2 separate regions of the Homo sapiens genome follow, and region 1 is linked to region 2. Evidence: chromatin loops called from intact Hi-C (ENCODE). Cell type or tissue: OCI-LY7. All regions are shown on one strand. Each heading gives the region's core, and the rest is flanking DNA. Links, peaks and the distances in the headings are about the cores only.

Evidence for each region. Hi-C counts contacts between places; a loop is a spot of excess contacts. Peaks named below come from ENCODE experiments on the same cell type or tissue, not always from the same donor. Only the 100,000 strongest peaks of a DNase experiment are listed, where the experiment ranks them.
Region 1: a loop joins it to region 2, with 8 times the contacts of the local background. A loop is called at or near these places in 7 of 110 quality-filtered maps.

The regions. Positions count from the first base shown.
Region 1 is chr9:72,355,554-72,359,954 of GRCh38, forward strand. ZFAND5 (zinc finger AN1-type containing 5) reads right to left here. Exons shown (of 7, transcript NM_001102420.3): 5 at 3,865-3,968; 6 at 1,378-1,503; 7 at 1-548. The coding sequence ends at 400. Among named protein-coding and RNA genes, the nearest start is that of ZFAND5, 7.5 kb to the right of the region's middle. In OCI-LY7, for the core only: no CTCF peak of the experiment used is centred there; no DNase peak of the experiment used is centred there.
Region 2 is chr9:71,793,915-71,798,315 of GRCh38, forward strand. No RefSeq gene overlaps it. Among named protein-coding and RNA genes, the nearest start is that of CEMIP2, 28 kb to the left of the region's middle. RefSeq lists enhancers at 1-403, 404-952, 1,489-1,578. In OCI-LY7, for the core only: no CTCF peak of the experiment used is centred there; DNase peaks (open chromatin) are centred at 1,667 and 3,167; H3K4me3 peaks cover 1,537 bases; H3K27ac peaks cover 2,064 bases.

The sequences.
Region 1 (4,401 bases), core at 232-4,231, 560 kb after region 2:
ACCATTTTAAAAAAATACAGGCACATAACACTAGCCAAAGATTATACCTTGATTACATTCCCAAAAGGCAGATATGCTGCAAACATGCAGAGATTTCATTTATTTTGTTTGGCACATGGGAACTACATTTTGTTCCTATTATCTGTGTGTTTCACTTTGCTGTGCAGATTTTCATCCAATTTTTTTCAGGGGAGGGCATATACATTTGTAGGGCTGTATCTATCCAATTCTGCCTGTAACAAACACCCAAACATCCTAAAATATCAATTATAAGACAGACAAGTGTAATGTAAAACTCTGGAGAACATCAAAGAAAAATGGCCATGCATCTGCTCTTTAATGTTTTCCTACGATATATTAAAATAAAAACAAAGTTTCAGTCTCTTCACAAGAAGTAATTTATATTCTCTGAATTTTTTCAGCCACAACAACTGGATTCTCTTTTCTGATTTTTGCTGCAGCTTCTGCTTTGTAATCATACGGACAGTTGTGCTTGTCAGAGTAACGGTGAAGTCCACAAAACAAATTTCCACATCGGCAGTCAAACCCTGTACAAACGAAGAAGTAGAGTCATTTGAGAACTTGAGGCAATTAAAAGAAAAAAAAGCCTTAGTCACTATAGAAAAGGAACCAGATTTTCATTGCTTTGTAACATAAAAGACAGTGAACTCTTTTCTTCCACTTCCTGGTGATAAGACACAGTCAACTCTTACAGAGTCTATCACGTTAACCTGGAAAAGGAACTTTTAACTTCCTTTGACATGGTGAGAAATTCAAATAACTATGTTCAGTCTTTCCTTGCAAGGGCAATAGCGAAGTGTTTGGTAAGCCAAACCACGTGGAGAAAACAAAATGGGCTATCTGCCAGCTAATTTCTCCCAGATGCTCTCCCTCTATCGACTCCTGTAGATGCAACGCAGGATAAAATTTACACAGGCTCTGGAGTTAGGCTAAGCTGGATTCAAAACACAGTCCTACCATATCTTAAGTAATGCTTCCTCAAGTGAAAACAACCATCAAGGTCTGAGATTTGAAGGAGACAAGAAAAAAAGCACCAAGAACATTCCCTGCATAGCTCAAAGTAGGTGGCGCTTACTGTTAGTTCAGTAACATTTTCCCTAGGTATACAAAAACTTTTTATCAATCTAATAAAATAAGAGGGCCTGAGTTAATAGTTTTATATGATTAGGAGACAAATGGAAGTAAAACCCAACTTCTTTCCACCCCAATACCACCTCCTCCACCTTTCCTAGACTACAGCTAGTCAGGCTTTTTTTTTTTTTTTATGTGTAAGACCAACTAGTCTCTTAGGGAGTGACCAAAAGCTCCTTGTTAACTGCAGAAGTAAAACATACATTGTCTTGTGTTTTGTAATACCTGTAAGACCAACTTTCTTTCTGCACATGAAACATCTGTTTTTCTTTGGTTTGGGCAATTCAGGAGCTTTTTCTTCACTCTGAGAAGTACTGGGCTGAGAAACTGATGGACTGGGCTGAGTGACAACTGAAAAGGACAAAAACACAAATTTGTCAAGCATTCACTGGCTAACATTTTTAAGTCAAAAAAGGAAGTATTTAAGAGAAACAGGAAGATGCCTGATAAAAATGTTTATAAGTATTCCTTGAAAATACAAGCTTTAAACAGAATCTTCCATTTTAACATCAGAACTTGATTCAAATCTGAGAAATTCCTGCCAATCACCATACTACTTGCTTCTCTAATTTTGTAAAATGATCGCTTCACTCAAGAAATTCCTTTAAAACACTGGTAACAGCCAGTACTAAAAACAAAATCCTAATTCTGTTTTAAAGAGCTGGGAGATGTTAATCATATGCTCAGTTTTTCCACGTTATAATTTCCTAAATGCAAACTTTTCAATCAGGGCAGTTCAAATTCATTACATCACAGTAAATAACAGTAGCCAACTTTGATTTTATGCTTATAGGAAAAAAAATCCTGTAGATATAAAAACAGCAAATTTTGACAAATAAAACTCAAACCATTCATCCCTAAATCAACGTCAGATCCAAAAATTCCAAAACAATCATTTTACCATTTTCACAGGTGCACTAAACATCATAGGAAGACTTGAAAGATTTTTTTAAACCTTGGTTTTAAAAACAGATCGGCAAACAGTCTTTAGAAACTACTCGAGAAGTATTGATTTTAAACTATTAAGGATTCCACAGGCAGAACAAGAATCTTATCTAAAATGGGCATCCACTATCGACAGAGATAGCATCTACAAACAGTCCCACCGTTTCTCCACCTAAAAAGGCTTTAAGTTTCAGTGTACACATGGCATCAATAAAATTTCTCACAATGAACAAAAAATACATTACTGTACTAAAGCCCACACTGCCACTAGTTCTTTAACACAAAAATAACAAAATTTATATCTACTTACATATAATTCAACTACACCTGAAACACTATAAACTCAGGTTTTAATATTAATCCAAATGTAACAATAGCAAATTTATGTATGCAATGCTGAAATTACTGCCCAAATATGCCAGCACCAATGCTATTAGCATATAGACAAGCTCCTACAACAAGCTGATTGATTTAATGGCAATTTTCTCTAAAACTCTGCCCAAATTTATAATTCAATTGCATTAGCAATGAATCTACTGGGAGAAATAGCCTAATATTAGACTAAACGAACAATATTCTACCTACTGCTACTGTGACAACATTAATGTTTATCCTGATGTCATGAGGATAAAGAATAATCTAGGGGAATAGTTGTATGGGGTAGAGGGAGGGTGTCAGCCATTTCTTTGGCCACATCTGAAAAATGAACTACGGCTCCTGAGACAAGGGAAGAAGGGGGAATAAGAAAATGACACAGAAAAGGCAAATAGCAGTGAATCACAGAATGCCTACTAAGTAATAATAAATGCAGACTAGCTCTAACCCAAGACTATTCTTCCAAGGTCAGAGTAATTTTGTATTTAAAAACCAAAACCAAAAACAAAAACCCAAACAAAGGCATCACGGGCAAACTAATGTGGTCAGTTTAAGGATGGAGCTCATTTCAAAATGCCAAATATAGATTCACCTGCCAAACTTGAGAATTTGGCCTTAACTTTGTAAGATTAATACAATAAACAAACTTGACTGCTGTTAGCAAAAGCCAGCCTCCAAAGCAGACTGTATAACCACTGACAGTATTTTTTCACAACAGAAGTTTTATATTGCATTTAATCAGCACTCTGCCAAAAAAGAACAAATTGATAAAATAAGCTACGTGCACTATATAAAGCACAGAAATCTTTTTGTTCTAGGGCCTAGTACAGGTAATTCAAGTCAGTCTTCTTCCACCATCAGGGCACTTCTGGTTGTGCTATATAAGCAAAGTTTCCAAAGTCACCATATCTCATGAAAACCAAAATGCCTTTCCACACTGAGTTTCAAACTCCCACAAAATATGATAGGAATATTGTACTTCAAATAAGTTCTAGTGTTCAAATATGTTGTTCTACTTAAAAGTTTTCCACAACATTGACAATATCAAAACTAAAGTTACTGCTTTTGGTTATAAAATTATTCCTTATACCCTTGAAATTTAACTTCATCAAGTTTTTAACACATCCAATCTCCAGATTACAGACTTTGCCCATTATGCACAAGGGTAGTGCAGGGGATGAGCAGAGAAGAAACTGAGAATAAATATGACTATTTTACACTTCAAGATACTCATACTCAAGATACTTTTAAAGATAGTAGTTCTTTGCTTGGCCTATATTTTATGGCTCTCCCTCCTCTTTGGTCCTTCAATGGGAAGGAAAGAATCCCCCCACCAGCCATTTCTTGCACTATCAAATTCAGAACTGAACAAGTATTAAATGAAAAACATACCTGGCTCTGACACCTCTGTTTTCGGGGTAGTTATTTTGTCCTCTCTTGAAATGCTCATTTCTGTCATTTGCTGAGTTACAGGCAAGGCAGCCACAGGCACATTTCTATTTGAGTTCAAGCAAACAATTTTTAAAGGTGTTAAGGGTACTTCTTGAGACAATGAATAAGTTGTCAGTTCAACTTTAAATTATAGAATATTTCCAAAATGAGCAAATGGAGCTAGATAATCTAAAGTTTAAAAAAAAATTGGATGCCCAGCACAAATGGTTGAGAAAAAAGTTTGATAAATGGCTCATGAACTCGAGGCTGCATTTTGTATAGGTTACCATATTTTACAACCAGCTAGGGATTTTTAGCTGTGCCTGTAACTTGTTTAAGGGCAAAAGGGCAGCTCTGCCAAAACACCTTGTCTGGCCCAATAATATTCTACAGTCTCACTCGACAATCCCTAAACCTCAATTACAAAGAAATAAAAAAGCACAGCATTTCCAACACAGTATCCTTGAGGGGGTTAGGGAGTCAGGTGTAAGTAACACA
Region 2 (4,401 bases), core at 115-4,114:
GAATGCACTGGCCTGGGAAGAATGCACTGAACTGGGAAGAATGCACTGGCCTGGGAAGAATGCATTGGCCAGGAAAGAATGCAGTGAACAAGGAAGAATGCATTGGCCTGGGAGCCCTGTCCTGAGATACAGACCACAGCGGCTCTGCCTGAGGCCCAGAATTCAGGAAAAGGCAAATCCAGACACAGAAAATGTTTCTATTCTTGAGAATGAACTGCTGGCCCTTCCAGAATGAAAGGGGCCCAATGTAGTCAACTTCTTCCCTAGTCTCTGTTGCTGGCAGCTGCACGTTTTGTAGTGGCAGTCTTGGTAAATGGGAATCCACAATGCTTGTTCCATGAGTGACCTCAATCTCTGCTACCACGGTCACTTGATTCGTGTGTCTATCATGCCAACACTGGGGTGGCCAATGACAGAGATGTCTGTCAGTCAACTGGCTAGGACATTTTGGCTACTTGGTTTTTAGTGACTCTTTTGAGGGTGCTCTCTGGTGGATGTTCACATTTTATGCACTTTATGCTCATTCCCGTATGTCTATCCACATCCCTCTCCCCTAGACCTCCAATCTTTTTCCCTCCAAGTCCCAAATCAGCTGACCAGACCATTTGCCATTGCTCATGAGTTTGTATATATCCTAACCTCAAGCTACTTCTCTTTCCACACAAAGTGGTTAGCCAAGTGCCCTCCTCAAAGCACTGCCTATTGGGAGGATTTTCCCCTGCCACTGTCTCTCAAGACCACCTTTGAGCAGACTGTGGAGAAGCTACCATCCACTTCCAGCTTGCACTCATACATAGGGCAGAGCAATCTACAAAGCAAGCTCAAATTTCTCTTTTTTCAACTTGCAATGAAGAATCCCCCATTCAGCTATGAGGGCGCAGCAATGGGAAAACAGTGGTAGGTACATTGGCAGTCTGCGCTGCTGCTCATGCAGCTTACTTCTGCCCTCTGGTCCTGCTTCTCTTCAGTCCGGCAGCACCTTCATTTTAGGATGAATTCCTGCTGGTGTCCCCTTATCTTATAACTTGGTTGATTTGCCCCAGATCACAATGAGAAGTTTCACTGCCTGGTCACTTGGCAACCATTGGCAGGCTTTCTGTCTCTACCAGAGCCTTGTAGCATGGTAGGAGTAGTTTTTCCAAAGGCATGTGATTCTCCACCAGAGATGGCATAGCCTTGCTCCAGATTCCCAAGGCCTTGAGTTGTGATTCTTCCACTGGCACTTGCCACAAAACCCATATAGCATCTTTCTCTCTTTTTAATCTACCTATCTGCACACTGAACACATAGCATCTTTTCTCATAACTGATACCTCCAATGCAAGTGTATCTGCAGGATCATATGGCCCAAGCGACAGGGCCCAGACCTGCTGCGGAGCCTTTTCTTGCGCTAGGTCCTATGTAAGCTTGGCAGTCTTTCATGTCACTGAGTATATGAGCGGGAGCAGTAATCAAAATATGCACATGGCTACAAATTTTCATCTATTTTTGCTAAACATAATGTGAAGGTGGTTGAAAGCTGGATGCCCCAGGAAGAAGTGCATCAATTTACATGTAAGATCTCGGCTCTGAGGGAAGGAAACACTAGAGAACCCTCCTCTCAAAACCACCTATGATTGCTTTTTCCTGAGGCATGCAAAAATCAGACTTTCTAGTTGATTAGCCAGGCATGAAGTTCTATCTTGACAAGAAGAAAGTACATCCTGTTGTCTTCTTGTCTCGATCTCAAATGTGCTCTTGCCAGATATTAATACATTGCCTTTCTTTAAACACAGGAAGTGGGTAAGGCAAATTTTCTCAAAGGCTCAGAACGGCACAATATTTCTCCCCTTTGCTTACATGCAGAAGATATCTGAGAATATATCTAGCCAATATGTGTAAAGTTTTCATTGACTCAAGCAAGCAGAAGAGTTCAGACAATAATAAGGCATCCTAATTGTTCTAGTGTAAAAAAAAGCTCTGCACTTATTTGCGGTTATTTTTTAAAAATCCACTTTGGAAAATGTGCAGAAAATTTCAGGCTTGGCTAATGCTCTTTTTCCATCTCATGTCCTTTAGCATATGACTCAAGTTTTCCATGTTATCATAAGGTAATTTTGCTATCTTTCATTTATTAGTGTTTATTATTAATTACTTATTATTATAATATAATGCCAATATAATCACACTTAATACTTAGAAAAATCTAGTAAAGGAGGCTGTGTCAGGGATCTACAGGACCACTCCCAGGTTAGTGATTTGCTAGAAATCTAAATATAATGACATTCATGGCTAAAATTTATTACAGTAAATAGATGCAAAGAAAAATTAGCAAAGGGAAAAGGCACATGGGCGAGGTCCAGAAGTAACCAAGCACAAGCTTCCAAGAGCCATCTCCCAGTACGGTCCCCTCCCAGTACAGTCCCCTCCCAGTAGAGTCCCAAAGGACATGCTTGATTCCTCCAGCAATGAGTTGTGACAACACATGTGAAATGTTGTCTACAAGGTGAGATAGGAGGTGGGACTCTGGAGGTGATGCTCAGAAACTGGACCAGATTGAGGACTAGCTAAAACAGGGAAGAGATAAAAATACCTCTCTGTAAGACATGCCCACAAGAGTGCCATGTCAGTTTACCATTGCCATGGCAACACCCAGAGATTTCTGCCCCTTTCCATGGCAATGACCCAATGACTCAGAAGTTACCACTCTTTTTCTAGAAATTTCTGCATAATCCACCCCTTGATTTGCATGTAATTTAAAGTGGGTATAACTATGACTGCAGAACTGCCTCTGAGCTGCCACTCTGGGCACACTGCCTGTGGGGTGGCCTTCTCCACAGAACCAGTACCTCTGCTGCTGCTGTACACTGCTGCTTCAATAAAAGTTGCTGTCTAGGCCAGGCGCAGTGGCTCATGCCTGTAATCCCAGCAATTTGAGAGGTTGACGTGGGCGGATCACTTGAGCCCAGGAGTTTGAGACCAGCCTGGGCAACATGGCAAAATACTGTCCCAACTAAAAATACAAAAATTAGCCAGCCATGGTGGCATGCACCTGTGGTCCCAGCTACTCAGGAGGCTGAGGTAGGAGGATCACTTGAGCCTGGGAGGTTGAGGCTGTAGTGAGCTGTGACCATGCCACTGCACCCAAGCCTTTGAGACTCTGTCTCAAAAAAAAAAAAAAAAAAAGGTGCTTTCTAACATGACCAGCTGGCTCTTGAATTCTTTCCTGGGCAAAGGCAAGGCAAGAACTCTCGCTGGCTAAGCCCCAGCTTTGGGGCTTACCTGCCCTGCATCAAAGGGAAGCCCATTAGGGCCTCAGTGCTGAGAATTTTTACTGGGGATGGTGGTTTATAATCTCAGTATTTTTCATTTCTAAAAGATTTATAAAGGAAAAGTAAGGATGTTCATCTATGTAGTTGTCTCTGTTAGTTTCTTTGTGTGATTGTTGGTTTTGACTTTGACCTGATGTGAAAAAATGTCCCAAGGACAGACACCAAGGAAAGCACGAGATGAGTAATCCATCAAAGCTTCTGTATGAGATGCAAGCCTTCCTCTTTCCATCTCTTCATAGGAGGAAATGGGAAGATTCTTCCCCTGAATCACAGCCCTCCAAGTGTCTACAGGATATACAGCTATTTTCACTTCAGTAGCTTCACATGGGAAAAAATCCCTGACATGGCTATCAGGTCAAAATGAATCAAGAGATAAGATATGTGTATCTGTGAGACTTTTAGACCTAAAACCAGGCTACCCATGACAACTATTTATTGGCTCTCTTAACTGTATTAAAGCACAAATACAAAAAGATAAACATGTTGTCTAAAAATAAATCAATAAATTGGTCTACTCTACCCACTTCAGCATTGCGAAGGAACTACTGTGCAACTCAGTCTACACTGTGCTGTTTCTTCTGGCACGTTTCTTGAATTTGATTTGCACAGCAGAAAAGAATCCTCTCATAGGGCATTATTTATGTATCAGCACAGCAAATACTTTGGTCAGCTACCCAATACTAATAAAACTAACGCCTGTTTATGGTTCATCTTAGTCTCACTTGTTTTCTCTTTTCAAATTGTGTTGTTGCTGTTATTGTTGCCATTGTTGTTGTTGAGACAGGGTCTTGCTTTGTCACCCAGGGTGGAATGCAGTGGTACAATCAACGGCTCACTGCAGCCTCAACCTCCCGGGCTCAAATGATCCTCCCACCTCAGCCTCCTGAGTAGCTGAGAGTACAGGTATGTGCCACCATGCCCAAAGAGTTTTATTTATTTTTGTAGAGATGAGGTCTCACTATGTTGCCCAAGCTGTCCAGCTGTCCTTAACTGGACTCAAGCAATCTTCCCTCCTTGGCCTCCCAGAGTGCCGGGACTATAGGCATGAGCCACTGTGCCCAGCCTTTTAAATGTTTTAATTGGCAAATAAT